Regions from separate parts of the Homo sapiens genome. Here region 1 is linked to region 2. Evidence: read pairs that join two places in POLR2A ChIA-PET (ENCODE). Cell type or tissue: PC-3. All regions are shown on one strand. Each heading gives the region's core, and the rest is flanking DNA. Links, peaks and the distances in the headings are about the cores only. Region 1 overlaps SPIRE1 (spire type actin nucleation factor 1). Region 2 overlaps CEP76 (centrosomal protein 76).

Region 1 (15,242 bases), core at 2,403-10,402, 210 kb after region 2:
AGGGCAGTGGTGTGAACACAGCTCATTGCAGCCTCGACCTCTTGGTCTCAGGGGATTCTCCTGCCTCAGCCTCCCAAGTAGCTAGGACCATAGGTGTGCACCACCACACCTGGCTATTATTTTCTTATTATTTTTTGTAGAGACAAACTCTCACCATGTTCCTTAGGCTAGTCTCAAACTCCCTGGCTTAAGCGATCCTCTGGCCTCAGCCTACCAAAGTGCTGGGAATGCAGGGGCGAGCTACCATGCCTGGCAGGAAAGACACTTAGTTTTGATTTACATTTTTGAACTGGAGAGGACTATAAAGAGTATTCCACCCAACCACATTTTCTAGATAAAAAAGATTCTGAGAAATGCTGAGTTATGCACCCAGGTTCTTCTGACTGATTAGAGTGGAACTGGCTCATTTGGGCATAGTGAAGCCTCTCGATTAAGTTGCTTTGCTTCTTCAAAGGATTTTCAGGACCATCAGACATTGAGTAGTCATTTTAAAGATCAGATGCAGTGGTGGAAAAATCCAATTTGGAGGTTTCATAGGACGTCACTGAGAATAAAGTCTGAATGAGAGAAAAGAGCCCCTTCCAGCAAAGCTTCCCTCCACTGCTCTCCATGTTTTGGAGCTCAACATGTACCTAAAAGGGACATGAAATATAAAGGAAACATGAGAGGACCACATCGCATGTACAGCTAGATGTTGCCATTCTTTGAGCTGAGTGGAAGTGTGGCCAGTGCTGGGCTGCAGTAGTGTGCTCCGGCTCCACCTCTTCAGATACAGATGATTGTGCTTCCTCATGTTTTCAGTTTTCTTTAGAATTTTAACATCTGTGGTCATAAAATCATTGATCTTTTTAATTTGCTTATAAAAGACTTCATTCTGACCTATTTGCTTATTTATAGAGCCACTTTTTCTCAGAGATAGTTTTCTTACAGAATTAAGTATGATATTTTCATTATACAGAATTTAACTCTAACTGGTTTCCACCCTGGAGTAAAGAAACGTGATCTAATTCTCCCTTAACACTAACAAAGGTAACAACGTGTAAAATTAGACTTTAAAAATATTTCTTTTTTTTTTTCCTTTTGAGATGGAGTTTCACTCTTCTTGCCCAGGCTGGAGTGCAGTGGCATGATCTCAGCTCACCGCAACCTCCACCTCCCGGGTTCAAGTGATTCTCATGCCTCAGCCTCCTGAGTAGCTGGGATTACTGGCACATGCCACCACACCCAGCTTATTTTGTATTTTTAGTAGAGACAGAGTTTCTCCATGTTGGTCAGGCTGGTCTCCAGCTCCAGACCTCGTGATCCGCCCACCTCAGCCTCCCAAAGTGCTGGGATTACAGGCGTGAACCACTGTGCCCAGCCGACTTTAAAAATATTTCTAGCGAAGGTGAGCTGAAGTACACGTGTGAGGCACAGGGATGGTTTCTGCTGTTTTAATCAGGGTAGCAGATAATTATTTGGGAAGTATTGTGTATGACTCCTCAGCAGATAATTATCTGGGAAGTACTGTATATGACTCCTTTGTTCCTTTTCTAAGAGACACTCTCTGCTTTTATTTCTTGTCTGACCTTCTGTAAACAGAAAAAGATTGTTCTAATTGCATGCTAGGTTTTTTGGAGATTACTATGACTGACCTACATCGTATCTGGGATAGAGGCTTTGCTTACAGTGCTTGATTTGGTGTTCATGATAAGTCCCAAAAGTGTGGAGGTCACTATTTAAACCTTTTTTGGGTTTTTTGGTTTTTGTTTTTTGAGACAGAGTCTTGCTCTGTCGCCCAGGCTGGAGTGCAGTGGCACGATCCTGGCTCACTGCAACCTCCACCTCCCGGGTTCAAGTGATTCTCATGCCTCAGCCTCCCAAGTAGCTGGGATTACAGGCGCCTGCCACCATCCAGCTAATTTTTATATTTTTAGTAGAGACAGGATTTCACCATGTTGGCCCGGCTGGTCTTGAGCTCCTGACCTCAAGTTATCTGCCTGCCTTGGCCTCCCAAAGTGCTGGGATTACAGGCGTGAGCCACCTTGCCCAGCCTAGCCCTTTTTTGTTTGAACTATGTCGTTTACGTGGCCTTTTTTTCCGCCCTGTTCTTTGACCAGACACTTTGTATTGTAGCTTACTTGAAACTAATGATTTCAGCAGTAGGTTTTAGGTGAGGCCAGTTTTTGGTGAACAGCGAATTCTTAAAAGTTACTTTATGCTGGGCTTAATACCTATGTGATGGGTTGATGGGTACAGCAAACCACCATGGCACACATTTACCTATGTAACAAACCCACACATCCTGCACATGTATCCCAGAACTTAAAGTAAAAATAAAACAAAAATTTTTTAAATTAAAAAAATTTAAGTCATTTTAGCTAAGAACATCAAAAAATTTTCACTATCTCACATAGTCATGAGTGAATATATTTGCCTAATTTTCTTCCTTTTGTATCTAAAAATGCCTATAGGCTGGACGTGGTGTCTCATGCCTGTAATCCCAGCACTTTGGGAGGCTGAGGCAGGCAGATCATGAGCTCAGGAGTTCAAAACCAGCCTGACCAACATGGTGAAACGCCATCTCTACACACAAAAAAATACAAAAATTAGCCGGGCGTGGTGGCACTCACCTGTAATCCCAGTTACTCAGGAGGCTGAGGCAGGAGAATTGCTTGAGCCCGGGAGGCGGAGGTCGCAGTGAGCTGAGATCATGCCACTGCACTCCAGCCTGGGCAACAGAGTGAGACTCCGTCTCAAAAATATATATATATCTATAGATACTAAGTAGAAATTACAAGTAAATGTTTATCTCGCATAGTATTTAGTAAATATTTCAGGAATAAATATTATACTTTATTTTTGTTTAGTCTAAAACAAGTTAGGATCTCTTCTCACTGGTAATAAGAATTTTAATTTTATTTGGCACGATGTAGACATTTTTCTTTTTCTTTTTCTTTTTTTTTTCTGAGACGGAGTATCACTCTGTCACCCAGGCTGGAGTGCAGTGATGCGATCTCAGCTCACTACAACCGCTGCCTCCCCGGGTCAAGCAATTCTCCTGCCTCTGCCTCCCAAGTAGCTGGGACTACAGGCGCGTGCCACCACGCCTGGCTCATTTTTATATTTTTAGTAGAGGTGAGGTTTCACCATGCTGGCCAGGCTGATCTCAAACTCCTGACCTCGTGATCTGCCCGTCTTGGCCTCCCAAAGTGCTGGGATTATAGGTGCGAGCCACCGTACCTGGCCCACAATGTAGACATTTTTCTAGACTCATATGACATTTCATGAAATGTTTATTTTTTCATCCATTCATTCAACAAACACTCATTACTTACTAAGTGATGGGTTTGGTACTGGACATACATCAGTGAGCAAGACAGACCCAGCATCTGCTCCCATGAGGCTGACAATGTATTACTTGTATAAATGTATTAAATATTTCCCTAATAATATTAACCACTGTTTTATTGTGTGCCAGGTAATGTGTTAAGCATTTTGAATGCATTACCTCATTTCATCTTTCCAATAACCCTATGGAAAAAGTGATATTAAATACCCTCTTTCACAATGATGAAACTAAGATAAGAAACATGCTCAGGCCAGGTGCAGCGGCTCACACCTGTTACCCCAGCACTTTGGGAGGATCGCTTGAGCTCAAGGCCAGCTAGGCAACATAGGAAGACCCTGTCTCTACAAAAAATTTAAAAATTAGCTGGGTGTGGAAGTGCACACCTGTGATCCTGGCTACTGGAGTCTGAGGTGGGAGGATCACTTGGGCCCAGAAGGTAGACGCTGCAGTGGGCCCAGATCACACCACTGCACTGCTACCAGAGCAACAGAGTGAGACCCTGTCTCCAAAAAACAGAAAGAAGCATGCTCAGTTTCACATCACTCTCATCAGGGCAGAGCCAAGGCACAAACCCAGACCTGTCTTGTTTGAAACCCCTTCTAGTTTGTCTTTTGCTTGCCTTGAACCTTTGACATACTTTGGTGCCTCATGTTAAAATAACTGTTTAATAATAAAATGTTATTACGTAGCACTAGAGCACAAATGTCTAAGAAGTCGATTTCTCCACCTGTACTTTGCTCAGGAAGAAACGCTGCACAAGTCGACCAGCAGCAGCAGCGTGTCTCCCTCTTTCCCTGAAGAGCCAGTCCTGGAGGCCGTGTCCACAAGGAAGAGTGAGTAGTTGTGGTGCTAAGAGCTGTAGTCGGATGTCTTACTACAAAACACACTTGACCTAGAGCAGAGATCCCAGAGCGCCCTGTGATCATCTAGGGTAGAAAGAACTAACTCAGGCATTTCACTGATCGGGAGATGAAATACTTATTTTCCAAGAGTGGCATCATACCAGGCCTCGGGGTCTTATGACAGAGCAGGCACATGTGTGTTTACGAACAATAGTCATGGGAAATATTATAAATCAGTTGTGTGTGTAGCGTTCTGTTTTGTTTTGTTTTAGATAGATTACCTCCTTGGCTAAATTTAAACCAGAAGCCCAACACAACCATATTTATTATCATTCCACCTACCACCCACACACACCCATCTCCAAAAACCTGTGTAGATAGTGAAAACACCTTTATAACTCTTTAGGAGATAGATTCTGAACACAGATATCTAAAGTTAAGGGATTTCTAAAGGCTTTTAATAATCCTTTTCATTTATAAGAACATTATGAAGTATTAAAAATTATATATTGGCTTGATTTCTCATACACAAAAATTCTTTAAGTAGTTTTATTATTTACACAGATTATATCAAAAACAGTAGGTACTGACTATCCACAATTGGATATTATAGGGACCCAATTGAATCACATAATGGATTTCTGTATCTTTTCTTGACTGTGGAAATTATATCTGTGTTTTCCTTTAGTGGTTTCTCATGGTGGGACAGTCTAAATAGATGGATCATATGTAACTTTGTGTTGACTCTCACTTTCCACACCCACTACATTGAAGCAGCTCTACTCTGTAGATAGAGTAGGAGGAAGCACTAAATAAAACTCTGGCACCATAATTTATTTCTAATGTTCTCCTTTTGTTTTCAAAATGGGAATCCAGAACCGTTCAGACACTAAAGCAGTCTCCTTTTAAACAGTCTTAAAATATTACTAGGCAGAGAAGGACAATGGTACAATATTAACATCAAAGCTGAAGCTTACTTTTTGCAGTTTAAATACAGTTTAATTTAAACCTAAGGACAAAATGTCTTGGTAAACATGTAGAAAGAAGGATTTTCCTTATTTTATCTTTAAAAAGGAGAATGTAAAAAGAGGGTACATTGAGAATTTTGGTATGATTTGGGAATCTTTCTGGCTACACCTAACATTTTTCCTTTTTTCTTGCTATTTCTGTAGCAAGTTTACTTTGCAAAGATTCTTCTGTAACAGCCCTCAGAGTCTACTCCTAAGGATTACCATTACCATCTTAAAATATCTCTCCAATGAAATAAATAATTCATCTTTGAATTACAGTGTTTGTCACAAATGTCAAAAGGTTTTGTGTTAGAAAATTCACAGTAAGTTTTATTTCATTTGGTTCAATCTTTAGAGCCTCCAAAATTCCTGCCCATATCATCAACACCCCAGCCAGAGAGACGGCAGCCACCCCAGAGACGACATTCCATTGAAAAGGAAACGCCTACTAACGTGAGGCAGTTCCTGCCGCCTTCCAGGCAGAGTTCCCGCTCTCTTGTAAGTACAGGAAAGACTTTGTAGTAACTTAGGGACCAGCTAGAAGACATAGAATCATTAGCTTTCTTATGAAGATGATAAGGAGAAAAAAACTTGCAAAAGTTAGAATGAATTTTGAATAACTTACTTAATAGCTAAAGAAAACAAACAGCCAGGCGTGGTGGCTCGTGCCTATAATCCTAACACTTTGGGAGGCCAAGGTGGGAGGATTACTTGACTCCAGGAGTTCAAGACCAGCCTGAGCAACATTGTGAGATCCCGTCTCTGCAAAAAAAAATAATAATAATTAGCCAGGTGTGGTAGTGCACACCTGTGGCCCCAGCTGCTTAAGAGGATGAGGTGTGAGAGGATCATTTGTGCCCAGGAGGTTAAGGCTGCAGTGAGCTATGACTACACCATTGCACTCTAGCCTGGGCAGCAGAGTGACACCTTCTCCAAACTCTATCCATAACCTAAACGAAACTTGACCAGTGTTTGTTCATTTTGAGCTCTTTTTTTTTTTCAAGAAAATTTATCAGTGGTTGAAAGTATGGATTATTATTAAAGAAATGCTTTCTTTCTTTCAAAGGCTATTAATCCATTTAAAAATTGTTAAAAATTGACCAAAAAAACTCTTAGCAAAATGACTACAGTAGGTGATCTTATTGAGGCAGAAGTACAAGCGAGGGAGAATTTTGATCCATTAATAACTACTGTACATTGTTTTCTAGTATGTTTTGTGATATTTGGGGCCAGTGGTGTTATTTTGGTTGAACTGGTTTATAGTTTTTGCTGTTTTCCAGAGACTTGCAGGTTCTTATAGTGGGTGCTCATTTCTCAGGACAGTGGGCAGCACACAAGGGTTTGCCAGGAGGAATTAGTAGATCTCCCAGCCAACAGAGGTCTCCAAAGACTCTTTTGTAGCGCCACTTGGCTTCTGAAATATTTGTAGGCAAGATGCACAGCTGTAATTAATATTCTACCCACAGTCAAATATCTAATGTGTTTTCAAATATTCATGAATAAAAAATAATAGAATATATTGAATACTAAGTCCATTTTTTAAGGCTGTGATGAATTATTAGAGTTTCAATTAAAGTAATAACAGATGGGAGATAATGCGATTATTGTGAAGACAGGGATTTTGAACAGAGCTTAGAATGTTAATATTTGGTCATTCATCTCTATGCCAAAACAGTGCAATTAAAGAACTAATGATTTTATGGCGATTCCTGATAGGATTCTTCTAGCTCCAGAATAATCACCAAAACACAGCTATTCGATTAAATATAGCCTTGTCAGTGACTTACCAACAAGAAAACAGAACTCTGACCAGACAGATTCAAACGTAAAAATCTAAAAATTTGTTTTCATGTGAATAAGTTATTGCTTTTACCAAAATATACAGCTATTATCACAACTTTAAAATATGTAAGAGGGTCCAGGCACAGTGGCTCACACCTGTAATCCCAGCACTTTGGGAGGCCAAAGGAGGAGAATCGCCTGAGGCCAGAAGTTTGAGACCAGCCTGGGCAACTTAAGAAACCCCTGTCTGTACAAAATTTTTAATTAAAAACTTAGTTAGATGTGGTGGCGCATGCCCGTAATCCCAGCTACTCAGGATGCTGCAGAGGGAAGATCCCTTGAGCCTAGGAGTTTGATGCCACAGTGAACTAAGAATGTGCCACTCCACCCCAGCGTAGATGACACAGCAAGACCCTGTCTCTAAAAATATATATACACACATATGTGTATGTGTGTGTATATGTGTGTGTATGTATGTATATACATATGTATGTACATACATATACACGCATGTATGTATATACATATGTACGTACATACCACACATATGTATGTACGTACATATGTACGTGCATACACACATATGTATGTACGTACATATGTACATACATACACACATGTATGTATATACATACATACACACACACACACATACATGTGTATAGGTAAGAGGGAACTTGTGGTTTTTTTCATAAGTCTAATCATTAGGGTATTCTCTTCTTCACTCAGCTTTTCCTAGAAGCCAGTCTATCATTCAGCTTGTAACTGGCCTTTATGTGATCATACAATGTCATTATTGAGGTTAGACTTAAAGTTTAAAATTAGCAATGTAAAGGAACTATCAGCTTAGCTACAAGGTAGTTTCAGCTTATAATAGAAGTTATGCTGAGACCTTCAGCTGACCCCAAGGGCCCATGACTGTGTCTGTTTCCTGTTAAAGCAGAGCTCTTAGTGTTGCGAGGTCAGGCCGTGCACTGTTTTTTTGTGGAGCAGGAAGGAGAGCAAGATAAACTAACTTGCAATCACTGAGGAAGGTCTCAGTGAGCAGGCAGTGGGAGAGCCGCTCTGCTCAGCACTGAACAGTGGTCAGATTGAGGGCAGGGAGCAGAGTCCACGCAGGCCTCCAAGCACCAGCAGAGACGAAATGATCTTCCTTGCTAATAGCTTATCTTGGGAAATCCATAAAATCATACCTTGTAGTAATGCCCTATAGCTTGGTAAGTATTGTTTTTATAAGTGTAATTAATTTTTAAATGTAGCTGCATTTTAGAAAACAAAGAATCATTTTGTATTTGTAACTCCTCAACTGAAAATGGCAGGAATGTTTTTATTGTTGATAATTTTTTTTTTTTTTGAGATGGAGTTCCGCTCTTGTTGCGCAGGCTGGAGTGCAATGGCTCAATCTCGATTCACCACAACCTCCGCCTCCCGGATTGAAGCGATTCTCCTGCCTCAGCCTCCCAAGTAGTTGGGATTATAGGCATGTGCCACCACACCCGGCTAATTTTGTATACTTAGGAGAGACGGGGTTTCTCCATGTTGGTCAGGCTGGTCTCGAACTCCTGACCTCAGGTGATCTGCCCGCCTCGGCCTCCCAAAGTGCTGAGATTACAGGCGTGAGCCACTGTGCCCGGCTGATAATTTTTATTTTTGTTGTATCTCCCTCCCTTTTCTTGTGATGTTTAAAATGTCATTTTTTTTCATCATTTGGTCAAATAACCGAGGGCAAATGCCCATCCAGTCTAAAGGCACCTCGTGTTGGCAGTACCTTCCTGGGGCAGGTGCAAGTGGCTGCCTGGCACATGTCCCCATGCTTTCTCAGGCACAGTAACGAGTTGCCTCTATCCTTCATCACAACAAGCCCCACTGAGGAAACTCAGAGTGTTTGCAGGACCCTAAATTAGAAAAATCCTTGCTGTGTGAACGCTGAGATTCTCCAGGAAGGACTTCGTGGTTTCATCACTGATTTATACGTGTGGATGCAGATGTTCGCACGGACTGTACCAGCCTCATGGTGTTTTTTGTTTTGTTTTCCTTTTGTGATCTGTAATCACTATGTGTAGGTCACTTGTGTTCAGCATTATTTTCTCCTTTTCTTTTCCCCCTGCCATTTTCTTTTTCCCTTATCTGTTGTTCAGGTTCCTAGGATAACCAGTGTATGGCCAAGGACGCCTTTTCGACCACTTTTTTCTACCATACAAACAGCTTCTCTGCTCAGCTCTCATCCTTTTGAAGCAGCCATGTTTGGGGTAGCAGGGGCTATGTATTATCTGTGTGAGAGAGCTTTTACCAGCAGGTGGAAATCCTCAAAGGTTGGCCTCTTTCTGCTGGGTCTGGGATTATTTCATTCTCTGTATCTCTGACGGTGACACCTCAACTGTTGCGTTCTCTGAGAATTAACCGCTTAGATAGCACTTTGCTTCCAATCATTGATTCCACCCTTGTGCAGGATGCACCGATCATGCCGTGGTCTCAGTTGAGGGAAATAACTGGGAAAGGACAACAAACTCAAAATGCAGCATCTGATGAAGGGGACCTGTGGGTGTTTGTCTCCTCGGGTGACCTAATTGTATAGCAGAGTCAGTGCTGCCACCTTTCTCCATGTGCAGCAGGCACTCTGAGCCCGTGGGGTGCATTCCTCCTAGGGCCTCCCCCCACCATCAGAAGAGTATTTGCTCACTCATTCCGTGAGCAGAGCATCCTCCTGCCAGGCCAGGTAGCCATGGTGGACTCCGCCCACCCACAGACACCTGCACAACCAGGGCATGGGCTCAGGAAACCTGTGTGCTCCCATCACCTGTCATGAAGCTGTGTTATGACAACCAGGGTGTGTACGTCACTTCTCTGCAAAGAGAAATTTCAAGTTTCCTTTTTAATGATGTGGCTATTTTAAATAATTCTGCATTATATTACTGTTTTTTGAGGTTTTTTTACACAGAATAATATATCATTATTTGAACCTTCACAATTCTACGTGAAATAAAAAGCTCTACGACCATATTGAAGCCTCTTCTGCCACCACGTAGCAGGTGCTCAGAGCAGCCTTTGTGCTACAGTAGGCAGGGCCTGGCTCTCTAAAGCCTTGGATTTACTAACCTTGTCCTTGACAGATGACCCCGCAGCTGGTTTCTTTGTTACTCTTTCTTAGTCATCTTGATATGGAAAGGAGACTCAATGTAAATAAGACACAAAACATTCCTTTCTCTGATCTTTGTCATGAAATGCAGGAAAAACCTCTGTCCTTTTTCCCGTTTTAGATGTGCTCTTGGGCAGCACGTGGTCAGGTGCCACGGTGGCTTTTTAACTCCTGTCACTCCTGCCTCTACTGAAGACCTGCTGGCATTTGATTATCAATTCTCCCCAAACAGAGATATCTGAACACTAAGGCCATATACCACTTTAGGCAAAGAAAGGATTCACTTTGAGTTTTGTTTGTTTGTTTTTGTTTTTTTTGAGATGGAGTCTCTCTCTGTCACTCAGGCTGGAGTGCAGTGACGCGATATCGGCTCACTGCAAGCTCCGCCTCCTGGGTTCACGCCATTCTCCTGCCTTAGCCTCCCGAGTAGCTGGGACTCCAGGCATCTGCCACCACGCCCGGCTAATTTTTTTTTGTATTTTTAGTAGAGACGGGGTTTCACCATGTTAGCCAGGATGGTCTCCATCTCCTGACCTCGTGATCCGCCCACCTCGGCCTCCCAAAGTGCTGGGATTACAGGCGTGAGCCACTGCGCCTGGCCTTCACTTTGAGTTTTGTAGTTGATTAAGAAGAGTAAACTTAATAGTTGCTGTTTTTATTTAAATTTGCCTCTCTTTGGTTTATTAAAAACTCAAAAAGCAATGGTTATTTTGGGTAATTTTCAAATACTGGTTAATTTATGAAGTTTTTACTAATCATGAACACTGTATAAAAGATGACTGTTCCCAGCCAGGCACAGTGGCTCACGCCTGTAATCCCAGCACTTTGGGAGGCCGAGGCGGGTGGATCATGAGGTCAGGAGATCGAGACCATCCTGGCTAACACAGTGAAACCCCGTCTCTACTAAAAATACAAAAAATTAGCTGGGCTCAGTGGCGGGCGCCTGTCGTCCCAGCTACTCAGGAGGCTGAGGCAGGAGAATGGCGTGAACCCTGGAGGTGGAGCTTGCAGTGAGCTGAGATCGCACCACTGCACTCCAGCCTGGGCGAAAGAGCGAGACTCCATCTCAAAAAAAAAAAAAAAAGAAAAAAGAAAAGAAAGGTGACTATTCCCATTTCTCTCTGTGGCACAATAACCAAAATTTTACATTATGCTGTCTAATCTCCGTGCTGCCTAACTGACCCCTCTTGAATGGTAAAATATAGCCAGAATAATCATCAAAAAAAAAAAACTCAACAATTTTAGTGACATGCATAGAAGTAAGTTTAAAGTCTTATAGCACATTGTTGTCTTCATTAAAGCGCTCTAAGATTTAGCTTCCCTTTCCTGAATCTGGGAGTCCCATTGACACATGAGCAAGCAAGGGAACTAGAGGTGCGCTAGTGTGGTTCTTTACCCGGCCACATCTGGCCACTCAAACGGGCCGAACACATGCAGTGGGAGCCCCAGGCAGTGCCGTGGTGGGGAAGGGCTCCCGCTCTAGCTGGGGCCTTGAGTGCCCTCCACATTCCAGAGTGCTAATAGCTCTGCGAGATCTGTGGAAGTTTAATTTGGCTTTGGAGATGTCGAATTAATATTTTTGTAAACTGAAAAAAATAATTAAAACTATTTTAGTAACTATTTATCATTTTCTTTTATGTTGCATTAAAGTTTTGTTGTCCTTGGGAAGTCTCCAAAATTAAAACATTAGCATTTGACTGGATGGAAATTATTTCACTAAAGGGTAATCTGCTTGAAAATTTTTAAAAAAGAACAAGAAAGCAAACAAAAATCTACTATTTTTAAATTATATCTCATGATGGCCAGGCGCGGTTGCTCATGCCTGTGATCCCAGCACTTTGAGAGGCTGAGGCTGGCAGATCACTTGAGGACAGGAGTTCGAGACCAGCCTGGCCAACATGGCGAACCCCCATCTCTACACAAAAATTAGCTAGGTGTGGTGGTGCACACCTGTAATCCCAGCTACTCAGGGGGCTGAGGCACAAGAATCACTTGAACCCGGGAGGCAGATGTTGCGGTGAGCCAAGATCATGCCACTGTGCTCCAGCCTGGGTGACAGAGCGAGACCTTGTCTCAAAACGAAAGAAAAATGATTATATCCCATGAAGTACTGGATTTTCATGTGGGTCAAAGCAGTGAGTTGAAAATATGCTTTACTAAGCCCATTTGTGACTCAAGACTGAAGACAGGGAGGTGCAAGCTGCCAGGTCTGTTGTGCCATGCTAGCGTATCCCTACAAATGAAAAAAATCACCATCTGCCTGAAGGGTTTACAGCCCAGTTATCCACATCATAAAGTCAGTTAAGTTGGTACCATCTGCTGTCTTGCTAGCACAAACAATAACAAATCTGGCTATCTGGTTATTTGCTACGTAATAAATCTAGTAGTGTTTCCCTGGTTATGTGCTAGATTCCCACATTATTTTGTTGCAGCATAGCCATTTTGTCATATCGTTAGCCATCAGAAGGCATACCCTACTTATACTCATCACTGATGAATAAAAATAAGAGCAAAACTTCTGAAATACATTAAAAGCTGAGAAATGCCATCATTCGGATGTATTCAGCCAACACTACTTACTTAGTGCACAGTTTTAATGGCCTAACCCTCAAAAAGGCCGTTTATTGTTCCCACCTAACACTACTCTTTTTCTGAGGATGGAGCAAAACAGAGTAGGTATCAGGCACGCTGATTTAATTCTGTCATCTCTGAAAGTAGTTCCTGTTGAAAGAGAAAACTGTGATCGTTAATTTTTTAAATGCGTATTTTAGGCATTTTAGAGCAAATGATATAATCTTTCTGAGTAAACTCATCCCCCTGTCCTCTTATACTAATAAGCTTCTCATGTTAAAAATTCAAATGCAGGATTTTTCCCAAAGCATTTTTAAGCAAATGTAATCTTCCTTAAGTTAGCTTGAACAGAGATGGTTTTGCATTGATTTTTAGTAAGAAGCAGTAGTTCTTCAGACTACTTTTTTAAGTAAAATGCTAATGTTTGACAAGTTTGCAACCTAGATTGATTTTTGTTTTTCTCTGATTGAAAGACAGAACTGATTGTTAAAACTCCATAAACTGACTGCATTCATAGTCATGTGCTTTCTCACTGGCGTGTTGGATTCCTGAGTGCCTGTGAGCGATGCTGTTGTGTGTGTGTGGGAGTGAATTATAATGTGTTTGTGCTGAGAACATTCAGTTTCAGTGTCACTGCACCACAATGGCCCCTTGCAGCCTGGCAGGGTCCGAATGCACAAGACTGTTCTGTCTTTCTCTGAGATCCACCAATCAAGTGCGGGGCCGGATGGGGAGCGGATGGGTGTGAGGCTCTTATTCAATGAGATCAGTTACATCAACATCTTCCGCAGCTGCTTGTAGGGAAACCATTAACACAAGACAGCCAACATAAATATTTATTATGAAATCTTTTACATTTCTCTAGTCTTTCCATTGCTGACTATACATTTAGCATTTGTTGAAAGTAACAACAAATCTAGAGAACTGTGGGGCAGCCTGGAGAGACTGCCTTTTGGATATAAATGCTCCAGTAGTTTCATGTTCCAGTTCCACTCGTACCATTAGGATTTGTAAAGGTGTGCTGATGTAACTGATCACTAAATAATGCTTGTCAGTAAAAATTACTAACCATCTTCTTTTGGCTATTCTGGGTACCACAAATGAGTTTTAAAAACAGGGCCAGGCCAGGCATGGTGGCTCACGCCTGTAATCCCAGCACTTTGGGAGGCCGAAGTGGGCAGATCACTTGAGCCCAGGAGTTCAAGACCAGCCTGGGCAACATGGTGAAACCCCATCTCTGCAAAAAATACAAAAAAATTAGCTGGGCATGGTGGCATGCACCTGTAGTCCCAGCTACTTGGGAGGCTGAGGTGGGAGGATCACTTGAGCCCAGGAAGTCAAGGCTGCAGTGACCCATGATCGCATCACTGCCCTCCAGCCTGGGTGACAGAATGAGACCCTGTTGTGGAAAAAAAAAAAAAGGACCACTGTAGATTTGCTTTTTATCTATTGGTATATAATGTACAACACAACACTAAGTAATGTCTTTTTCATAGGTGTAGAAGACAACTGACACAAAATTGGTTTAGAATAAAATTTTTTTCAAGATTTCAAGCCCTGCTTGAAATATTTCAATATAGCCCTGCTTAACGGAATAGAGTTACTTGAGTCAAAATACCTGAGCAAACGTGAGGAACTTTCATTTATTGGAAATTTCAGTAGATCACTTGGTCCCCACATGTTTTCTGCCATCTTTAGTCTTAGTGTAATTGGAAATGATGTGGTCCCCAGAGGGAGCCAGCTCTGCCCCAGTGGTCATTGGGAAACCTGTTCTCTTCTCTGAAGCTACTAATCAGGGGTCTGATCTGAAGGGAAATTTTGCACTTCCAGAACAGGGGGTAGGAATCTCTTATTCACGTGACATTTTGAATTTCAGGAGGAATTCTGCTACCCAGTGGAATGCCTCGCTCTTACTGTGGAAGAAGTGATGCATATTCGCCAGGTCCTGGTGAAGGCAGAGCTGGAAAAATACCAACAGTATAAAGACATCTACACCGCCTTGAAAAAAGGAAAGGTAGTGCTGTTTAAAGTTGATTGATCAGAAGAGTAGAAGGATGGCCAGTCCCATGCATAGTCTCCTGGGAGAGTTATCTGCTAGCCAGGTGGCACAGACTTTGAGGGGATTTGGGATGTGTGATGTTCATATCCTAGTAGACAGTACATGTGCTGTCTCGTTCACAAGAGGGGGCATTTTTGTTTCTGCCTTAGAAATCAAAACTGGAAGGTTTTCAAGCAACCATAACAAATATCGATATGTCTTCCTAAAACCATGCATGTGGCCAGGCATGGTGGCTCATGCTTGTAATCCCAGCACTTCGGGAAGCTGAGGCGGGCAGATCACGAGGTTGGGATATCAAGACCATCCTGGCCAACATGGTGAAACCCTGTCTCTACTAAAAATGCAAAAATTAGCTGGGCATGGTGGTGCGTGCCTGTAATCCCAGCTACTCGGGAGGCTGAGGTGGGAGAATCGCTTGAACCCAGGAGGTGGAGGTTGCAGTGAGCTGAGATTGCGCCACTGCACTCCAGCCTGGTGACATAGTGAGACTCCGTCTCAATAAAAAAGCCAT
Region 2 (14,213 bases), core at 6,214-14,213:
GTCAGGAGTTCAAGACCAACCTGGCCAACATGATGAAACTCTCTCTCTACTAAAAATACAAAAATTAGCTGGGTGTGGTGGTGCACGCCTGTAGTCCTAGCTACTCAGGAGGCTGAGAATCATTGGAACCCGGGAGGAGGAGGTTGTAGTGAGCCGAGGTCATGCCACTGCATTCCAGCCTGGGTGACAGAGCGAGACTCTGTCTCAAAAAAGAAAAAAGTAAATTAAAAAATAAAAGATTGGTTATTACATTTTTGTAAAGCCACTTGAAGAACTATAAAATGCTATTTGTTTTCTTACAGTTAATTTTTTTTAAAAAACTTTAGCACCACCAAATCCAATTTTTTGGAGAAAGAAATTTCTTGGCCAGGTAAGGTGGCTCATGCCTGTAGTCCCAGCACTTTGGGAGGCTGAGGCAAGCGGATTGCTTGAGTCCAGGAATTCGAGACCAGCCAGGGCAACTTGGTGAAACCTTGTCTCTACAAAAACACAAAAAATAGCTGGGCCTGGTGATGAGTGCCTGTGGTCCCAGCTATTCAGGAGGCTGAGGCGGGGGAATCACTTGAGCTGGGGACATCAAGGCTGCAGTGAGCTGAGGACGTCAAGGCAGCATTGAGCTGAGATCATGCCACTGCACTCCAGCCTGGGTGTCAGAACTAGACCCTATCTCAAAAGAGAGGAAAAAAAAAAGAAATTTCTTCATTCGGACACTCAACTCAAATAGTTATTTTTGCTTTCGCGTGTAGTCTTCCTACACTTAAATACGAAATTGTAACCATAGTGTTTAATATCTTGGTAATTTTTTTCACAGAACACAGTATCAGATATTTTCTTTTCTTTTTTTCTTTTTTTTTTTAGAGACAGAGTCTCACTCTGTTGTCCAGGCTGGAGTGCAGTGGCACGATCTCAGCTCACTGCAATCTCTGCCTCCCAGGTTCAAGCGATTCTCCTGCCTCAGCCTCCTGAGTAGCTGGGATTACAGGCACACACCACCATACCCAGCTAATATTTTCTATTTTTTTATAGGTCTTTATAACTTTTTAAAATTGAAAGTAATATAACCAAAGAAAATCTGGAAAAAGAGTGGAAAATTATATATAACCTCCCCAGTAATAACCATTGTTGGCATTTTGTTGTTGTTCTTGCCAGTCATTTTTCTTATGTATGTATTTTCTTGAAATTATCACATATAGATACTATCAGTCATTGGTTGAGTGTTTTCCATTTATTTGCATTTCTTGCTGTATGACTTGTTTGCTTGTTTGTTCATGTACTTCAGCTATTAATCTATTAAAATATTCCAGGCTGGGCACAGGAGCTCATGCCTGTAATCCCAACACTTTGGGAGGCTGAGGCAGGAGGATCACTTGAGCCCAGGAGTTCAAGAGCAGCCTGGGTAACACAGTAAGACCCCTGTTTATACAAAAAAAATTTTAAAATTAGCTAGGTGTCATGGTGCACACCTTTAGTCCCAGCTACTTGGGAGGCTGAGATGGGGAAATCACTTAAGCCCAGGAGGTCAAGGCTGCTATGAATCATGTCACCAGCCTGGGTGACAGAGGAAGACCCTGTCTCAAAAAAAAAAAAAAAAAAAAATGTTCTACTTTTCTTTCTGTGTTGTGTGAGTTCTTTATAAACATTTTTTTTTTTTTTTGGAAACAGAGTCTTACTCTGTTGCTGAGGCTGGAATGCAGTGGCGCGATTGTAGCTCACTGCAACCTCCGCCTCCCAAGTTCACGTGATTCTCTTGCCTCGCCTCCTGAGTAGCTGGGACTAATGGTGTGTGCTACCACACCCGGCTAATTTTTGTATTTTTAGTAGAGACAGAGTTTCCTTATGTTGGCCAGGCTGGTCTTGAACTCCTGACGTCATGTGATCCACCCGCCTTGGCCTCCCAAAGTGTTGGGATTACAGGCGTGAGCCACTGTGCCCAGCCAATAAATTTTTATTATAATTTAGTATTTAAGTATGTAATGAGGAAATAATATGGAAGAATGAATACTTCATTTTAATTTATCTTCCAGGGTGACTGTGAAGATCACGCTAACCTTCTGTGCAGCCTTCTTCTTGGATATGGATTAGAAGCCTTTGTTTGTGTTGGGACCAAGGCAAAAGGAGTACCTCATGCATGGGTTATGACTTGTGGAACTGATGGGGCCATCACTTTTTGGGAGAGTTTAACAGGACACAGGTTAGTTTACTAAGTTTATAAGGATATTAAAATGAAGTTATAAGTTTTTTTTTTTTTTTTTTTTTGAGATGGAGTCTCGCTCTGTCGCCCAGGCTGGAGTGCACTGGCACAATCTCAGCTCACTGCAACCTCCACCTCCCAGGTTCAAGCCGATTCTCCTGTCTCAGCCTCCCAAGTAGCTGGGATTACAGGCATGTGCCACCGCACCTGGCTGATTTTTGTATTTTTAGTAGAGACAAGTTTTCACCATGTTAGCCAGGCTGGTCTCGAACTCCTGACCTTAGGTGATCCACCTACCTCAGCCTCCCAAAGTGCTGGGATTACAGGCGTGAGCCACTGTGTCCGGCTTAAGTTATAAGTATTTTAAATTATAAGGGTTTTTTGTCCATATTGATGGTACTTGAAGGTACGTGTTGATGATTTTAGTTAGAGCCTTTTCAGTGATTATGTAAAAAAGTACTTCAATTATGGCAGCCAAGTAAATGAACTCTAAGAAAACTTTTACCTCAAATATTCTTTACCAACATGATGTTGGTAAACAGTAAATTATGTTTACTAGTTTTGTATGATTAGCATATTTTTTTTTCAGTTTTCTCTTTTTTTTTTTTTGCAGTGTCTCATTCTGTTGCTCAGGCTGGAGTGCAGTGGCACAGTCACAGCCCACTGCAGCCTCCCCCTCCTGGGTTCTGGTGGTCCTCCTACCTCAGCCTCTTGCGTAGCTGGGACTGCAGGTGTGCACAGCCATGCCTAGCTAATTTTTTTGTAGGGATGAGCTTTTGCTGTGTTGTCTAGGCTGGTCTTGAACTCCTGGGCTCAAGCAGTCTACCTGCCACGGCCTTCCAAAGTGCTGAGATTATAGGCATGAGCCACCACACCTGGCTGGCATATGTTTTTTTCTGATGATCATACCTAAGTCTGAAAATAAGTTCAAGTTGTAAATGATGATTTCTTTTTAAAATTTGATGTGGTTACCATCTCCACGTTGGCAAATCCACTGGACACATTTTTTAAAGTACTTTAGCCTGTCATTAGATTTTGAAACAGCTGAGTACTTCTGTTGTAGGACTTCTTCCTTAGTTCAGCTAAGAGCTGAGTCCTTGTCACATGGCCACGAAAAATTAGGCTCGCAGGCAATTTGAAGGGGGAGAAAAATGGAATTTATTGAACAAAAAGGAAAAACACTGGGAAACGGACGCTCCACAAAGCCAGAGTGCCTGCTAGTGTGCTTCGTGCCTGCTAGTGTGCTTCCTGCCTGCTAGTGTGCTTCCTGCCTCGCAGATTGAATTCCAGCTTCCACTCAGGAAGAGGAGGGGCCAAGCTCCTCCCCACTGCAAATTGCTCGAACTTCTGTGGCTTCTCCCCAGTGTGCACTCCTCCCAGTGCACAGGCTGGTTGGAGTTTCTCTGGGGACCCCTTTCCACCTGGCTGTCTCACTTCTTTCTTCATGGAACATTCTCTTTCCTTAGCTTCTTTTTTATCATTGTCTTTCAATATTTATTATTCCTCTCTGGCTGTTCTTAGTTTTTCCTTCATCTTGTCTTTAAATGTGTGTGTTCTAGAGGCCCAGCCCTGGGCCCTCTTTTCATTCCCGAGTCCTCTTTCTCCCTGGTTGATAATCATGCCTAATAATGTTTTGGTTAGTTGTGCCTAAAAATGCATAACCAAATTATTTTAATTATGTTATCTGAGGCAAACTTTTTTTATTTTTATTTTTTTTTCTTGGAGATGGAGTTTCGCCCTTGTTGCTCAGGCTGGACGGCTCACTGCAGCCTCCGCCTCCCGGGTTCAAGCAATTCTCCTGGCTTAGCCTCCCGAGTAGCTGGGACTACAGGCACGTGCTCCCATGCCCAGCTAATTTTTGTATTTTTAGCAGAGACGGGGTTTCACCATGTTGGTCAGGTTAGTCTCGAACTCTTGACCTCAGGTGATCCCCCTGCCTCGGCCTCCCAAAGTGCTGGGACTACCGCATCCGGCCTTTGATCTTAACAGTATACATAGAATGTATTCTGTTGTTAACAGAGTTGGTTTCAATATTGTAAAGACGTACCATACAATTAATACAGAGTAATCAAATTGTGGAAATATAAAAAAGAAAAACAAGTATTAAACTGTAGTTCTGAGAAGTAGTTATGGCCTTAAGTGTTAGAATAATTTTCTCAGTAAGATGCTGCCTTTTTAATTTTTAAGTTCTCATATATAAAATTATTTAATTTTTTTAGGTACATCCATAAACCTACCAATCCTGATGAACCTCCAGTTGCTGAACAGCCCAAACCACTGTACCCATATCGAACAATTGGTTGTGTTTTCAACCATCAGATGTTCCTGGGAAATTGTCAACCCTCTGATGCAGTAGAAACCTGTGTATTTGATTTGAACGATGAATCCAAATGGAAACCCATGAGTGAGGAAGCAATTAAATCTGTGTGTGCTCCTGGAGCTACAACATCCCTTCCTCCCTTTCCACCTCTGTGTGCATCCACAATTGACGCGTCAGTAACAAGTAATGAAATTGAAATGCAGCTGAGGCTCCTGGTGTCAGAACACAGGAAGGTAATTCACACTGAAATAGTTGTAGTTTCATACTTCTTTTCATTTATGTATTTAACTGTTTTTTGGTGTGTGTGATAGTGCCAGTCACTATTCTAGCCCTGAACAAAACAACTACAGTCCCTACTATTATGAAGCTTATAATTTTGAAAGTCATGAGAGTTCAAGTTCTGAGACTCAAAAATCTTCAAATTAATTAATACTTATAGAATGAATTACTTCCTCCTAGAAATGAAGAATGGTGAACTTGTTCACATCCCTTAGAGTCAAGATTTTTGCTGAATACCACTATTTGGATTTTGTCTTTGTGAAATGCTTATTCACATATTTGCCCCTTAAAAAATCCTGGGTTAGGCTGGGCTTGATGGCTCATGCCTATAACCCCAGCACTTTGGGAGGCTGAGGTGGGTGGATCGCTTGAGCCCAGGAGTTCAAGACCAGCCTGGGGAATATGGTGAAACATCATCTCTATTATTTTTTAAAGAAAAAATATGTATACTGGGTTATACTTTTTTCATATTCATTTTTCTCCCCAGGTTGGTTTCTGTTTGTTTTCATGTTGTACTCAACTGGGTAGACGTCTGGCTTTAATTTGCATTTCCCTGATTACTTTTGAGATCAAACCTCTTTTTTTTTTTTTTTTTTTTTTTTTTGAGATGGAATCTCTCGCTCTGTCACCCAGGCTGGAGCGCAGTGGCGTGATCTTGGCACAGTGGCGTGATCTTGGTTCACTGCAACCTCTACCTCCCAGGTTTAAGCAATTCTCCTGCCTCAGCCTCCTGAATAACTGGGATTATAGACATGTGCTACCACGCTGCCAGTTTTTGTATTTTTTGTAGAGATAGGGTTTCACCATGTTGGCCAGGCTGATCTCGAAGTGATCTACCTGCCTCAGCCTCCCAAAGTGCTGGGATTACAGTTGTGAGCCACTGCGCCCAGCCAGATCAAGCCTCTTGTCAAATAGCATGTAGATTTCCTTTGTAAAGTGCTTTTAAGAAGACATAAAAAGTATTAGTCATAAAGGAAAAGATTAATGTATCTTAAAGACTTAAGCTCATCAAGAGAAGACATTAAGAGATTGAAGCTGTGGGGTGGGAAAAGTTGTTTGTAACACATATCACCAACAAAGGACTAGAATCCAAAATGCCTACAAAATATTTCTGATTCACCTTTTAGGGTTCCCTGTTCCACTCCTCACCTTGGGTGAGCCCTGTTTTCTGTGTTCTTTGGGGCTATCAAAGGCAAACTGATTTATCAAACATGTTCTCTGGGTTCCCAGTTACTCTTAGCTTTGGCCTCTAAATATTTCTTATTCACTTGTCAACTTATCAAAGCATTTAAACATACATTTTGGAAAACCTGGCATTTGTAATATGTTTTCAGCAAAAGTTGGTCAGGGGACCTCTGGTCCATTATATTGCTGGAAATGAATGCCCCTTATTACTTTTTCTTTCCTTCCATCACTTGTATTGGCTTTAGCTTTCTTTTCTTAGGTTCTGCTTACAAATAAAAGCAATATCTTATAAAAATTACTTTTGGCCAGGCACAGTGTCTCACGCCTGTAATCCCAGCAGTTTGGGAGGCTGAGATGGGTGGATTGCTTGAGCTCAGGAGTTCAAGACCAGCCTGGGCAACGTGGTGAGACCCTATCTCTACAAAAAGTACAAAAATTAGCCGGGTGTGGTGGTGCATGCCTGTAGTCCCAGATACTCGGAGGCTGAGGTGAAAGGAGCCGGGGAGGCAGAGGTTGCAGTGAGCCGAGATTGTGCCACTGCACTCCAGCCTGGGTGACAGAGTAAGACCCTGTCTCAAAAAAAAAAAAAAAAAAAAAAGGAATTACTGTTTACAGAAAAAGAAAACAAAGCTGTGATAGATGCCAGTGTTGATCACTATTTAAGTTAAGGTGCCTGTAAATCAGCAAAAGTTCACATTTTGCCGCAGGAAAAGCATTGTTAATCGTGGATCTTTGAGACCATTTGTGATGAGTTAAAACCTTGAATATAAAATGAGGAAATACCAAAGATCCATTATGATAATCAAAATATCTAGAATTTTGAGAATTTTTTGTATTTGTAATATTATTATTTTTAACTTCATGTGTCCAGATATCAATAGGTCTTTTGGTGTTATAAATGGAATCATGGGCTGGGCACGGTGGCTTATGCCTGTAATCCCAGCACTTTGGGAGGCCGAGGTGGGTGGATCACTTGAGGTCAGGAGTTTGAGACCAGCCTGGCCAACATGGTGAAAGCCCGTCTCTACTAAAAATACAAAAATTAGCCGGGCATGGTGGCAGGTGTCTGTAGTCCCAGCTACTCAGGAGTCTGAGGCAGGAGAATCGCTTGAACCTGGGAGGCAGAGGTTGCAGTGAGCCGAGATCGCGCCACTGCATTCCAGCCTGGGCAACAGAGTAAGACTCTGTCTCAAAAAATTTAAAAAAATAAAAAATAAATGGAATCATGTTGTTTTTAACATTCCATAGAAATATGTTTTAAGCTCCCTAAGGGCCTATAAAATGTCTTCATCTTTTTATCTCTTACAGTATATAAGTTTTATAGAGTACATGTTCAGTAAATATTTGTTTAATCACATAGAATTAATTTGTTGACTTTTCTCACCTCTGTAGTTGAGTTTATGGTAGGAAGAGTCAGTCTTTAGTAAACAGATTCATTCTTACTAAACTCTTTTTTATTTATTTTATTTATTTATTTTTTTTGAGACAGAGTCTCGCTCTGTTGCCCAGGCTGGAGTGCAGTGGCACGATCTCGGCTCACTGCAAGCTCTGCCTCCCGGATTCATACCATTCTCCTGCCTCAGCCTCCCAAGTAGCTGGGACTACATGCACCCGCCACCACGCCCAACTCATTTTTTGTATTTTTAGTAGATACAGGGTTTCACCTTGTTAGCCAGGATGGTCTCAATCTCCTGACCTCATGATCCGCCCACCTCAGCCTCCCAAACTGCTGGGATTACAGGCGTGAGCCACCGCACCCGGCCTAAACTCTTTAAAGTTAAGTAAAATATCTCAAAATATAAGAATTATACCTGTCCTCCATATTAGGACTATTTCATATAGTATTTTGTAGTAGATATTAGAGAAGTACAGGATTTGGAGACTTTGTGAACATTGTTTTGAATGTTTTTTGGTTGTTTCTCTAAAAAGTAAAATCTGATCACCTATAGTTCCTTTTATCTGATTTTTATTTCTATGTATCCCTATAATTATTATTATTAAAATATTATGATAGCTTTTAAAAATCTTTTCTTGGTATACATTAAAATAATCAACATTTTTATTTAGTTGGTTTTAAAAATATTAATGTATTTCACTTTTTCTTTTTCTCTTGATTGCTCATAGGATCTTGGCCTCACTACTGTTTGGGAAGACCAGCTCTCCTACCTTTTATCACCAGCTTTGGCTTCTTATGAATTTGAGCGTACAACAAGTATATCAGCAGGCAATGAAGAATTTCAAGATGCCATAAGAAGGGCTGTACCTGATGGTCACACATTTAAAGGGTTCCCAATACATTTTGTGTATAGAAATGCAAGACGTGCATTTGCCACATGTCTTCGGTAAGGTGTAATTTACGGAATCATTTTTTCAGTTTAGGAGTCTTACAGATCAGTCCGGCAGGGGTTTTTTTAATTTCCTTTTTTTTTTTTTTTTAACTCAAGGTCTTGCTCTGCTGCCCATGCTGGAGTACAGTGGCACAGTTATGGCTCACTGTAGCCTTGACCTCCTGGGCCCAAGTGACCCTTCCACCTCACCCTCCCAGGCAACTGGGACCACAGGCATGTGCCACCATACCTGGCTATTTTTTTTATCTTTATTTTGTAGAGATGGGGGTCTTCCTATGTTGCCCAGGCTGGTCTTGAACTCCTGGGCTCAAGCAGTCTTCCCACCTCAGCCTCCCAAATTGCTGGGATTACAGGTGTGAGCCGTTGCACCCAGCCTAATCTGGTAGTTATTTAGAAATGACATCCAAGTCATATGGGAGCTTTTACAATGACTGACCCTCCTTGCCACAGATTTTGATTCATTTGGTCTGAAATGTAGCCCTAGATAGTCTGGGATTATTTGCCCAGTGATTTTGGTGCAGTCTCAGGTATCTCTGATTTTGTTTGGACTATAAGGAAATAGTCTATAATTTGAATAGCTTGACCAAAATTACAGTGTCTTTGATAGCAGAGACAGAATTTGAAAAAATTATTTTATTTATTTATTTTTGAGATGGAGTCTCAGTCTGTCGCCCAGGCTGTAGTGCAGTGGCACATTCTTGGCTCACTGCAACCTCTGCCTCCTGGATTCAAGCGATTCTCCTGCCTCAGCCTCCCAAGTAGCTGGGATTACAGACGCCCGCCACCACACGCGGCTAATTTTTGTAATTTTTAGTAGAGGCGGGGTTTCACTATGTTGGCCAAGCTGGTCTTGAACTCCTGACCTCAGGTGATCCACCTGTCTCGGCCTCCCAAAGTGCTGGGATTACAGGCATGAGCCACCACGCCTAGCCTGAAAAAATTATTTTAAATACTGATTTACTTGCAAATAAGGAATTAAAGTGTATGGTCACTTCTTAATTGAATAATTTTTTTTTTCTTAAATAGATCTCCTTTCTGTGAAGAAATAATCTGTTGCCGTGGAGACCAAGTGCGACTGGCAGTTCGTGTCCGAGTATTTACTTACCCTGAATCTGCATGTGCTGTTTGGATCATGTTTGCTTGTAAATATCGCTCGGTATTATAGGGCCAATATTTATATAAGATTTATACCTGTGTTTAATTGGAATTTTACACATTGTACATTACTTAGCTATTTAGAGGTTTGTTATTTTAAAATCACAATCTGGCTTGAATGGCATACTTCAATTTTGTATATACTTGACTGGTAATGTTTAAAAAAAATCATGCATTCCTTTAAAAATTAAGGCTGAAAAACTTGTATAAATCTCCCTGGAATTTAGTATAAATTAAGTGTATATTCTATTTTAATAAATGCTACTTTGTTTACAGTTATCAGTAGTTTAAATATTAATATAAAATGCATTCAGTTTTCTTTACACAAACAGGTAATCAAAGAGATGTTTGTCTAAGGGTTTGAGCCCTAGACAAATCAGTATGATCATTACTTTTCACAGGTTAATGGAATTATTTTATACAGATTAGGAGAAATTAACCTCATGACAGATTTATTTATTGCATTGGTGAAAATAAATGTTAATGAATTACCACTTTTGTGGTTTATTCGTGGTCCTTGGGATATTTGAGACTGTCCAGAAATTTATGGTTGGACCTTGAAGCAAGAGTAGGAAAAAACTAATACCAGAAAAGCATAAATATTAATAACCTCATATGAAAGTACATGAATCATTTAGAAATATTTATCACTGTGATTTGTTGTAAAAATGAATTGGGTATTTTAGAAAAACTTTATTATACCTCTTTGTTATGATACTGATAAATTGTGATCTTGCAGTCGATCACTGATTTTCTGTGGTCAGAGGATTCATTATTAGCCTCTTCATGGATTCTATCTTCTGAAACCCTTTTTTCTTTCATTGTGATAAAAAAATCAGCATATATGTGACTAATCTAAATAAGAGATTGATTGTGTGAGACCACTGAAAACAAGCATATGTGAGTGATTCCATACTGATTTTTGTTTTAAAATTGAGCACGTTTTAAAAATTTTGTAAGGCTCGGCGTAGTGGTTTATGCCTGTAATCCCAGCACTTTGGGAGGCCGAGGTGGGTGGATCACTTGAGGTCAGGAGTTCGTGACCAGCCTGGGCAACATGGTGAAACCCTGTCTCTACTAAAAATACGAAAATTAGGCCGGGTGCGGTGGCTCACACCTGTAATCCCAGCTACTCAGGAGGCTGAGGCAGGAGAATCGCTTGAACCTGGGAGGCAGAGGTTGCAGTGAGGTGAGATCGCGCCACTGCACTCCAGCATGGGAGGCAGAGCGAGACTGCATCTCAGAAAAAAAAAAAAGGGCCAGGCATGGTGGCTCACACCTGTAATGCCAGCACTTTGGGAGGCTGATGTGGGTGGATCACGAGGTCAGGGGTTCAAGACCAGCCTGGCCAACACAGTGAAACCCTGTCTCTACTAAAGATACAAAAATTAGCTGGGCATGGTGGCATGTGCCTGTAGTCTAGCTACTCAGGAGACTGAGGCAGGAGAATCGCTTGAACCTGGGAGGCGGAGGTTGTGATGAGCCAAGATCATGCCACTGTACTCCAGCGTGGGCAACAGAGCAATACTCCATCTCAAAAAAAATGTTTTTTATAAGTTAATTTTAAGTAGCTAGGCATGGTGTCACACACCCATAATCCAAGCTACTCGGGAGTCTGAGGCGGAAGGATCGCTTGAGTCCACAGAGGTGGTGAGCTAAGATCGCGTCACTGCATTCCAGCCTGGGTGACAGAGCAAGACTCTGTCTCAAAAAAAAAAAAAAAAAAAAAAAAGAAAGTGTGAAACCTGATTCCTCAACTTATTTTAAAATTTTATATATTAAAAAAAGTGTTAAGTGAACAAAAGTAAACTTTAAAAAGAGTAGCAATTCAACTTTTTGCAAGAAGCTGCATAATACATGATATGAGGGGTTTGATTGCCCATTTAGCACTTCTGTGCATAGTTCTTTTCATTTTTTTTAAGTTTTTTATTTTTTCAAAGAATCTTTGTTCACTCTGATATGTGTAGTTCTTAATTTAGTTGCTTTATCCATTGGTCTTAAGAAAGTAACTCTATACCAGTTGGCTATCCAAGTTATTAATTCTTTTAATCACTTTAATTCACCCCTACAAATAAAATGATTTCGTTTTTCGAAAATTAAAATCTAAAAGTGTCTTAAAATTTACTTTTTGGGCCAGGTGTGATGGCTCACACCTATAATCCCAGCACTTTTGGAGGCTGCGGCCAGAGGATGGCCCAAGAAGTAGCTCAAGACCAGCCTGGGAGCATAGAGAGACCCCCCCCTATTTCTCTAAAAGAATAAATCTACTTTGTTTTATTTTTATGTATAATAAATATTCAATTTGTTTAAAAAGTCTGAAATATTATGATCCCTCTTCTACAATTTTCATCAAAAATGGTAATCAGATGTTTCTTGTGAGACTGACATGACTGTAGAAAATTAGCAAAATAATAATTGAAGCTTTTTTTAAAGCATAGTGGTTCACACCTATAATTCCAGTACTCTGGGAGGCTGAGGCAGGAGAATCTCTTGGGTTCAGGAGTTTAAGACCAGCCTGGGCAACATAGCAAGAACCCCTCTCTACAAAAAATGTAAAAAATTAGCAGGGCGTGATCGTGCACACCTGTGGTCCCAGCTGCTTGGGAGGCTGAGGTGGGTGAATCACTTGAGCCCAAAAGATTGTGCCACTGCACTCCAGCCTGGGTGACAGAGCAAGACCCTATCTCAAAGAAAAAAAAAACTTTTTAAAAAAGTTAAAAAAAACCACTCTTTTGCCAAAATTACAAAAAAAGCTATCAACAGAAAATTGCTTGTAATTTTCAACTTTTGAGACAAACTATGAGGTATGTACTAAGAGACAGACTATATTAAGATCAAGGCTGTATTAACATTGAGGCTGAGCTTCCCACCTTATTGTACCAGAGTAACGTGTATTTCAAATGTGCTTTTGGTGTAAACTCTGTAATAAATATGCTTTTTATGCACCAATAGAGTCTGGCATTAATATTTTTCTCTGAAGACTTAATAAGGTAATTTCAGTGCATTTACCACTAGAAGTCTGCTATTCTTTTTTCTTTTTTTTTTGAGACAGAGTCTCACTCTGTTGCCCAGGCTGGAGTGCAGTGGCACAATCTTGGCTCACTGCAACCTCCACCTCGCAGGTTCAAGCAGTTCTCCTGCCTCAGCCTCCCAAGTAGCTGGGACTACAGGCACACGCTACCACGCCCAGCTAATTTTTTTGTATTTTATTAGAGAGGGGTTTCACCTTGTTGCCCAGGCTGGTCGCGAACTCCTGAGCTCAGGCAATCCACCTGCCTTGGCCTCCCCAAGTGCCGGGATTACAGGCATGGACCATCGCACCTGGCCTATTCTTCTTACTAATAATTTTTCTTTTTCTTTTTCTTTTCTTTTTTTTTTTGAGACAGTTTGGCTCTTGTTGCCCAGGCTGGAGTGCAATGGTGCAATCTCGGCTCACCGCAACCTCCGCCTCCTGGGTTCAAGTGATTCTCCTGACTCAGCCTCCCAAGTAGCTGGGATTACAGGCATGCGCCACCACACTTGGCTAATTTTTTTTAAGTAGAGACAGGGTTTCTGCATGTTGGTCAGGAGGGTCTCAAACTCCCGACCTCAGGTGATCCACCCGCCTTGGCCTCCCAAAGTGCTGGGATTACAGGCGTGAGCCACCATGCCTCGCCAATTTTTCTTTTTAAGAATTAAATTTACCTTGTATATTTAGCTGTCATAAAAGTTGTTTTTCAATTAAAAATGTAAAGTTTAAAAAACATAATGTCTCCAAGGTGGTGTTCTTGACAATATGTATGCCAACAGTCCCCTCTATATTATATATATGTAGTTTTATATATGTCTATTTAGTTAATAGAAAAATATCAGAAACCAGAAACTTCATTTTTCATTAGTCAAGCATGAACCTATTGAATAAAAATTTGAGCACAGCCTGGTCAACATAGTGAGATGGCATCTCTGAAAAATAAAAAAAATTGGGGCCAGGCGCGGTGGCTCATGCCTGTAATCCCAGCACTTTGGAAGGCCAAGGCGGGCGGATCACCTGAGGTCAGGAGTTCGAGACCAGCCTGACCAACATAGAGAAACCCTGTCTCTAGTAAAAATACAAAATTAGCTGGGCATGGTGGCGCATGCCTGTATTCCCAGCTACTCGGGAGGCTGAGACAGGAGAATCGCTTCAATCTGGGAGGTGGAGGTTGCCGTGAGCTGAGATCACACCACTGCACTCCAGCTTGGGAAACAGTGAAACTCTGTCTCAAAAAAAAAGAGGTTGCCGTGAGCTGAGATCACACCACTGCACTCCAGCTTGGGAAACAGTGAAACTCTGTCTCAAAAAAAAAAAAAAAAAAAAAAAAAAGTGCGGGGGGTGCGGTAGCTCAAGCCTGTAATTGGGAGGCTGAGGCAGGCAGATCACCTGGATCAGGAGTTCAAGACCAGCCTGGCCAACTTGATGAAACCCCGTCTCTACTAAAAATACAAAAATTAGCCAGGCATAGTAGCCCACACCTGTAATCCCAGCTACTTGGGAGGCTGAGGCAGGGGAATCGCTTAAACCCGGGAGGCGAAGGCTGCAGTGAGCCGAGATTGCTCTCCACTACACTCCAGCCTGGGTGACAGAGCAAGACTCTGTCTCAAAAAAAAAAAAAAAAAAAAAAGGAATAAAGTGTATCTTGCTAGGTAGACAACACATAGTTGAATCTTCTTTTTTTAATCCAGTCTGAACAGTTTCAGCTTTTTGATTGGATTAAGT

The links. Peaks named below come from ENCODE experiments on the same cell type or tissue, not always from the same donor. Only the 100,000 strongest peaks of a DNase experiment are listed, where the experiment ranks them.
Region 1: POLR2A ChIA-PET joins it to region 2 with 14 read pairs; 5 of 35 experiments call an interaction of 5 or more read pairs at or near these places.

What each region holds. Positions count from the first base shown.
Region 1 is chr18:12,453,790-12,469,031 of GRCh38, reverse strand. SPIRE1 (spire type actin nucleation factor 1) reads left to right here. Exons shown (of 17, transcript NM_001128626.2): 11 at 4,074-4,164; 12 at 5,539-5,681; 13 at 14,549-14,686. Among named protein-coding and RNA genes, the nearest start is that of PRELID3A, 53 kb to the right of the region's middle. RefSeq lists a silencer at 3,706-3,864. In PC-3, for the core only: no CTCF peak of the experiment used is centred there; no DNase peak of the experiment used is centred there.
Region 2 is chr18:12,668,640-12,682,852 of GRCh38, reverse strand. CEP76 (centrosomal protein 76) reads left to right here. Exons shown (of 12, transcript NM_024899.4): 9 at 2,025-2,191; 10 at 4,411-4,744; 11 at 8,100-8,317; 12 at 9,350-10,228. The coding sequence ends at 9,488. It also overlaps a transcript of PSMG2 not described here. Among named protein-coding and RNA genes, the nearest start is that of SPIRE1, 18 kb to the right of the region's middle. In PC-3, for the core only: no CTCF peak of the experiment used is centred there; a DNase peak (open chromatin) is centred at 11,102; H3K27ac peaks cover 355 bases.